Regions from separate parts of the Homo sapiens genome. Here region 1 is linked to region 2. A link is a contact called in ENCODE Hi-C or POLR2A ChIA-PET data. All regions are on one chromosome and are shown on one strand. Each heading gives the region's core, a stretch centred on a gene start or an enhancer-like site at or near the end of the contact. The rest is flanking DNA. Distances are from core to core; before and after follow the strand shown.

Region 1 (3,714 bases), core at 198-2,697, 320 kb before region 2:
CTCACCTTAGCTCAGAGCCCATTTTCACCCAACTGGACTCATAATGTGTTGAACTAAACACAAAGACCATCTATCAGTCTAGCGCTTATGCAGCATAAAAGAACTGAAAGAGGGCCAGGCATGGTGGCTCACACCTGTAATCCCAGCACTTCGAGAGGCTGAGGCAGGCGGATCACTTGAGGCCAGGAGTTTGAGACCAGTCTGGCCAACATGGCGAACCCAGTTTCTACTAAAAATATAAAAATTAGCCGGGCGTGGTGGCAGACACCTGTAATCCCAGGTACTCAGGAGGCTGAGGCACAAGAATTGCTTGAACACTGGAGGCGGAGGTTGTAGTTAGCTGAGATTGCGTCAGTACACTGGGCGACAGAGCAAGACTGTGTCTCAAAAAAAAAAAAAAAATCCAAAAAACTGAGAGGCCTTTAAATTTTCTTCTCTCCTTTCTCCGTCCCCACTGGCCTCTGTCAGATGAAAGAAGCGGGATCAAGATTCAACTTCCTACTGATATCATTAGGCTCCATACCCCTCTTGGCTTGGAAGGAAAAAGCAGAGCAACTGTTCAGTTTGATTTTAAATGACAGCTTCTTCATTATACTGCATTTATATCTACCAAAACAGAACAATAAGGACAACATGCAAATTGAAGACTCTTGGTGACATTTTTAAATCTTAAATCATGAGTAATAATTGCCTTTTACCCTTTTGGTTTTCCAGAAACGTCTGATTCTCCTTCCCTTGTGCGCCAATGAGATGGATGTCGTTGTTCTCTTTTTGCTGTTGGGTCTTATAATGCTCGGGGCCTTTCTGATTTCACACTGAGGTTGTTGCCCTTCCCAGGCCTGGTAGGTCCAGAGTGGCGTAGGGAACTCAGATGGGAAAGACGGAGGGATCTCTTACCTGAATTTCTCAGCTAGCCTTGACTGAGTCTCCCCTGACCCCCAACATACTTAGGCCTTCTCCAGCCTTGGCTCCATCCACAAGCACTTTTGGGGGGCTGGCCATGCACATGCCAGGCTCTGCCAGCCCCTCTGACCCAGCTGAGCTTCCTCCCTTATCCAAGGTCACGGAGTGTTTCCTTTGCCTCTCTTTCTTTCTTTAGGCCTGCCCTGCCTTTTTTTACTCCCCGCTCTTTTACTTTTCACATGACTAGGCTTAATCTAACTATTCTTATGACAGTGACTCAACATTCTTTTATAACCTTTACACTTATGGTTTTCAAGAAGGTACTCAGAAAAAAATCTCCACACTCTAGAATTTCATACAAAGGGGACTCATGATTAAGAAGGTAATTTTATCACAATGCCAGAAACCTATTTGAACTGGCTTGGGGAAGCAGAGAGAGAAGGGGTGTGGGGAGAGATTGTTTATATTACAAGAACAAAGGAGTTTCTCACAGTCCCAAAGCAAAACGAAGAGCCGGGCTCAAGTGGGTGAGCGCAGTGCCTTCTCAGCCCCCTCTCTGGGTGTACACAGCCCTTTCCCACAGCTTCGCCTCTAGGCTGCTTCCTCTCTTTGCAGCCCAGCCCTTTCTGCCTCTTCCATTTACCAGCTCTGTCTCCCAGAAACCATCAGGAAAGGCCCAGCTAACTCAGAGACCCAATTCAAAATTCACAGGCTTGGGACAGGTGTCCAATGAACCATTCCTGCTCCAATTCATTGTGGCCAGGAGCACAGGTCACATGTCACACAAATACAGCTGCCCAGGGTCATCCTTATGGGAGGAGGGGACATGGGCTGGGCAGACATTCCAAAGCCACCCACCCCAGGAAGGATTCCCGTGAACACAGCAAGTCAGCAGATTCTCTCCTCTTCCTCTCTCAGAGGGCACACTTGGAGTTTGTATACAGCCTTCTAGAAAAAGAATGTTATTGCCCATGAAACTAGGACTCAGGGCCTCCAAGACCTACTTCACACAGTTGGCAAGAATGGTTTTGGCTCCTTTGGGTTCCCTCTCCCAGTCCCCAATAGTCAGTGGCCTGGAGTCACCCGAATCCCCCCATCCCTGCCCCCTCTGCTTCACCCTCAGCTCCATTTCCTTGTTCTTGGCTCCTCTCTTGCTGAGGCCAGCCTCAGCAAATATACTCCCGAGTGTCAGGCAGTCAAATCCATTCACCCAGCAAATATGCATTGAGTACACATGCTGTGTGAACCCATGTCAGGGGCCAGCAGTGCGATGTGAACAAGATAGGCCCTGACCTCACAAAGCTGACCGTGTAGCCACCCATCAGGGAGCCGATGAGAGAGAGAATGTCTGAAAGGACTTGCCCAGAGCTGAGGACCCCAGGATCGTGTCCTGATGTTGACTTCCAGATGGCCATAATGGCTCCCAGATCTTTACTAAGAGTTGAAGTCCACACTGCTTGCTAGTTTGCAGGCCACTAGATCATTTTGTGCTAAGTCAGTCCCCACCCAGTAAAAGCATGATTCTTTGTGTGGCTTTAGTGTGCCTCCTGAAGCGGTCCCCATGGAGGTTATGTTTCTCCCAGCAACTGCTGTTAGAATCCATTCCTATAGTTGGGCTGGCACTTTGTGACTCTTGCTGTTAGCTATAGAACAGAGGGGCTATTACCTGTGGCATTTCTCATTATGTGGATTAACTTCTGACGTGCTGCACACATGTGGGATCCGCAGGGCATTAGAGAAACCCTGACCCAGTGGCCCAGCATGTGGTGAGCTAAACCTTCTGTGGGCAGAAGGGAGGGGCAGAGACAGCGTAGGGGCCTGGGATGGAGGGCCAGAGGTAGCATGGGAGGAGCATGGAGTCTAGAAGCTGAGAAGGATTGGGCCCTTGGAATGTTTAGAGGGAACAGGCTGGTAACTGGTAGTAACAGAGGAAGCATCTCACCTGCTGGCATCAACAATAATAGCAATATCACCTATTGAGTGACTGGTGTACACGAGTGCTGTGCCAGCCAGTCACATTACATGTATTATCTCATTGAATCCCTGCCACAGTCCAGTGAGGGGGGCGTGATTATTACCGCTTCATAGATGAGGAAACTAAGGCTCAGTGGGAGCTTGATGTCTTGCCAGGATCCTACTGCTAGTAATAGCAGAGTCTGGAGTTGAGCCCAGGTCTGGGCTCTTAAAACACCACATGAATAAAGAGGGTCTTTTTGGGATCCTTGGCCATCTTTTTTTGGGTATTGAGGCCACCCACAGGGCCTGACTTGGTGTGGCCTGCTGTGGCCACTCAGAAGGAGCTGGGTCAACCTCAGCCACAGTGCAGTGGAAGCTGCAGAGCCTGGGACCCTCAGGCAGGGCCTGGTGTCCTCTGCTTCTGTTTTCTCAGCTTTAAAACGGGCATACTTGTGGCCACGTGTGATGGCTCACACCTGTAATCCCAACACTATGGGAGGCTGAGGCGGAAGGATTGTCTGAGCACAGGAGTTCAAAACCAGCCTTGCAAAACATAGCAAGACCCTGTCTCTAAAAATAAAATAATAAAATGGGCGTACTTGATCCTCGAGCCTCAGGTATGAAAATGTCACCAGTGGAGCCAGCCTCAATGGGGCAGTGTAGGGGGAGAATGTCAGATGTCTGTTCTCCCCCAGGCTCTGCTAACCTGTGTTGGGGCCTAGGGGGCCTATGGGGTAAACTGGGTCTTGGTTTTCTCATCCGTGAAATGAAGGGTTTGGACTTGACCATCACTAAGCTCCCTCCCAGCTCTAAGACTTAGTGAATTCAGGGTTTGTAACTCCCTGGAGCAGCCAC
Region 2 (3,964 bases), core at 887-3,386:
CATGGGGTCTTTGGCAATGTCAGGTCATGCCCCGAGGCGTGGGGACTCCAATGTGAAGCCAGGCTGGGAACAACTGCTTGCAGGAGTGATCAGGAGTTTTGGAGTTTAGGATCCTGTGGCCTGTTGGAGGAGCTGCTGCAGGAGGAACGGCAAGACCTGGTTTCAAGCCTAGTAAGTGGTCCTTTAGGCACATAATTTAAGTGAATCTTTGTGTGTCTATCTGTAAAATGAGAATATTTAATGTCTACCACAAGAGTTGTGGCTTCGAGGAGAGGATAAATGAGGAAGTAGTGTGTGAAATAGAAAGCATATACAAATGTACTCTTGTTAGAACCTGGAAATTCAGACTATAGCAATGACTTTTGATCAGTGGAATATCCTTGACAACACTGGGGCAGATGCAAATAAGCAGGTTTGTTTCAAAACTGTCCATCCTATAATTTGATTTGATTTGCAGATCTTTTAGGCAGGTGCTCTCAAACGTGGATGCCTGGGGCAGTCCTAGCCAGAGGGCTCATGAGCAGGGGACAGCAGCCAATAGATCTGGGTTGGTTCAGATCATTTGGTCGTTCCTGCTTTGAAAAGTGGCTGGTCTCCAGGAGTCAAAACCTTGTTCTCCTGACAATGTGCCTTTGCACTTTTAACAAACACACCAGAATGTCTACTTCCAAATAAATATTCTTATCTAAATTGTTTCCTTGTGAGGTTGTATTACCATAGCTTAAAATGTCTTGGGAATTCCTCGTTTGAGATTGCCTTTATCTAAGCTACATCTCTTTTTTCTGAGTATTTTCAATCAGTGAATTTATTCTCCATCCTCTGAAGAAGAGCTTAATTTTAGAAAGCAGCCAAAAATATCTTTCAGAACCAAACCTGGTGATTAAGGTGGTAGTCTAACCTAGGTAAGACATTTTATTTTTTAAGTAGAAAGGTCACTTGTAAGGTACATGTGTATCTGTCTTGCTACTCACTGTACTCTGTGCCTGACATACAGACACTCAGTGTGTTCTTGTTGAATGATGAACAGAGCCTGGCTCTACTGGGACCCATAAACTGGCTCCAAAGGCAACTCCGAAGAGGTTTTTGAGCAACGCCAGCCTATTTGGCAATAATAATTTTTAGCCTGTATGTTGATTAGAAGTCAGTCCCTTTCCTTTATAAGTATTCTACATCTATACCTTATGCATTTGATCAAGGAGAAACTGTGGTAGTTCCTTGTACCTTACTGAGGCTAATGCTGGACTTAGTCTTCTAAAGCAAGCACTAATCAGTGACATTGGACAAATCCAGGCATTTTTGGAATTATTTTGCATGCCAACCCAAACCACAGAACATCTGAGCATGTGGTGGGTTAACAAGGACAATGCCTGAAACCCAACTCACTTTTTCACACAATGATTTCAAGATGCTGACATTTGAGGTGTACAGAGTTAAGCAGCTCATAGGCAGGGCAGCAAGCACTGGCTTGAGTGTCAGGACACCCGGGCTATTCCAGCTCTGCTGCTAACTAGCTGTGTCTGCTTGGGAAAAACGTGTCTTACACACTCCCATCTGTACAAACACACCCTTAGTCTTTATTTACGTACCTATACAATGATCTAGCACCATTAAAATCATCATTCTAAACTGAAAAAAGGCAGACAACAGTAGACACCCCACCGGCAAGGTCTGCCCAAGTACTGGGGAGATTTTTGGTGCTGCAAAAACCAGTTTGAGGCCGGGCTCCGTGGCTCACACCTGTAATCCCAGCACTTTGGGAGGCCGAGGCGGGTGGATTGCTTAAGGTCAGGAGTATGAGACCAGCCTGACCGACGTGGTGAAACCCTGTCTCTACTAAAACTACAAAATTAGCCGGGTGTTGTGGCGCATGCCTGTAATCCCAGCTACTCTGGAGGCTGAGGTGGGAGAATCACTTGAACCTGGGAGGAGGAGATTGCAGTGAGCTGAGATCGCACCACTGCACTCCAGCCTGGGTGAGAAAGCGAGACTCCATCTCAAAAAAAAAAAAGCCAACAACAACCACCACCACCACAAAAAAAACCCAGTTTGAGCAGAGAGAAAGTCTCTGCTCTGAAGGAGAAAAAAAGCCAAAGATGAAGCTCACTGCTGCTGGCACTGAAACTGAAGGGAACACGCAGGTCATCTGAGGTCAAGTTCAGGGCATGCAGCCAGCCACCAGGCAGGAAGGAAGCAGAGTGAATGCCTGCCTGCTCTCCCAGCCCTCCACCTTCTGAGCAGAAGTCCCACACCGGTCCCCTTTGCTGGGTCTCCCAAGGGACCTCAGAGACTCCTTCCAGACCCGGGCATTTGGGCTCTGGCCTCAAAGATACAGCCTACGTAGAAATGCTGAAAGAAACAGATAAGACAACAGTGTGAGCAATGGAGGCTTGGCTGGCCTGGCTTGTCTTTGCCAAGCACTCTATTTAAAACATTTGAGCATTTCTTGCCTGCTATTGCCCTCTACTCTAGCCTTGCGGTCTCCCTGCCCAACCCCACCCCCTCACAGGCTCTTTTCTTAGCTCCCTGCCTTTGCTTATGGTGTTTACTCCAAATCACCCTCAACCCAGTCTTGCTCTAAAAATCCTACTTCACTTAATGCCCAGCTAGAATGCCATGTAATCCAGGAAGCTCCTTAGCTGGAAGCAGCACTCATTTTGGTCCACAGTGGTATCACGCTTAGGGGCATGAGGTCTGATCCCACAAGGACCTCGACGCACCCCACCCTTCACCATCACATCCTGTGTGTTCCTTCCTTTGCCCATGCTGCTCCCCTGCTTGGACCGTCCTTCCCACCCTACCTGCCCGAATGGTCCTCACCTCACCCTTCAAGGCTCAGCTCAGCTGTACTTTGTGAAGCACTCACCAGCTCTTTCTTTCTCTCCACTCACATGCACCTACCAGTTCCATTTACTGAGTGGCTACTCTGCCCAGAAGTTTGTCTACAATATTTCTAATTCTTGGTACCACTTGAAAAATAGTTGCAAAATTAGTTTCATTTTCAGATTTAAGGAAAACAGAAGCTCAGAGAGGCAAGTTGTCCAAGTTGCGCTGCTGGTGAGTGGCCCAGCCAGGATTTGGAACCAGATTTGTGTGATGTCTAAACCCAAGTCCTCCATGTACTCCATGCTGCTTATTCATTCATAAGGTGGATATTTTAAGCAGGAGACTGTCAGGACCTTAAAGATGGTCTTCCTTGCTTTCAAAGCAAGGGACCTAAAATATAGAGATGTTCAGTGACTTGCCCAGGGTGATACAGTTTCTCCCAATCCCCTTCTCTGATTCCTCCCATGTGCCAGCGCTGGTGGCCAGGGAACTATCTATCACTGCAGAGGCTGTCCAGTACCAGGTAACGTTTGTCCGGGGTCCCCAGTCGTAAGCCATGGGGCACACACCTGCACTGCAAGCAGGGCCCCAAATTAGGCAAGAGAGAATGTTGCAACAAGCTCAGAGCCACAGGATATATTAGCACAATTGTATACAATGATAAAATCCTAAACAGTGGCTTCAAAGTTTATAGCTTTCTGGCCAGGCATGGTGGTGGCACATGCCTGTAATCCCAGCTACTCGGGAGGCTGAGGCAGTAGAATAGCTTGAAACCAGGAGGTGTAGGTTGCAGTGAGCTGAGATTGCACCACTGCACTCCAGCCTCGGTGACAGAGCAAGGTTCTGTCTCAAAAAAAACAAAACAAAAGTAGTTTACAGCTTTCTCATGTAGAAGTCTGAGGAGAGAGTCCAGGGCTAAAGTTGCAGTTCTGTGAAGTCAGGGCCTGAGGCTTCTTCTGTCTTTTGCAATTCTCTCTTTATGAGGCACTTCATGATTCAAAGTGGCCTCCAGGATCATGGGGGAGGGGGTGGCTCTGAGGGCAGAATCAAAGGGCTCATCATCATCATCTATTTCTACCATCCGTTCTAAGGATCTTACAGTCACGTAATCTAGTCCAGAGTCAGAGAGGCTGCTCAGAGC

Evidence for each region. Hi-C counts contacts between places; a loop is a spot of excess contacts on that map. ChIA-PET counts read pairs that join two places held with the same protein, here RNA polymerase II (POLR2A). Pooled maps may share reads with other maps.
Region 1: a map with no recorded cell type shows a loop between it and region 2 (2.3-fold over the local background). The contact joins two enhancer-like sites. A Hi-C loop is called at or near these places in 1 of 37 single-sample maps with no recorded cell type and 1 of 50 pooled maps. POLR2A ChIA-PET finds 5 or more read pairs at or near these places in 1 of 52 experiments (activated CD4-positive, alpha-beta T cell).

Annotation. Positions count from the first base shown.
Region 1 is chr2:74,291,369-74,295,082 of GRCh38, reverse strand. The region is part of intron 7 of SLC4A5 (solute carrier family 4 member 5); the gene reads left to right. Among named protein-coding and RNA genes, the nearest start is that of SLC4A5, 50 kb to the left of the region's middle. Within about 2 kb of position 1,447, at least 2 of the 41 ENCODE cell types and tissues checked have a DNase peak (open chromatin) inside an H3K27ac peak, as active enhancers do.
Region 2 is chr2:73,969,388-73,973,351 of GRCh38, reverse strand. All of the region lies in intron 1 of DGUOK-AS1 (DGUOK antisense RNA 1), which reads left to right. Among named protein-coding and RNA genes, the nearest start is that of DGUOK-AS1, 10 kb to the left of the region's middle. RefSeq lists an enhancer at 2,141-2,310. Within about 2 kb of position 2,136, at least 21 of the 41 ENCODE cell types and tissues checked have a DNase peak (open chromatin) inside an H3K27ac peak, as active enhancers do.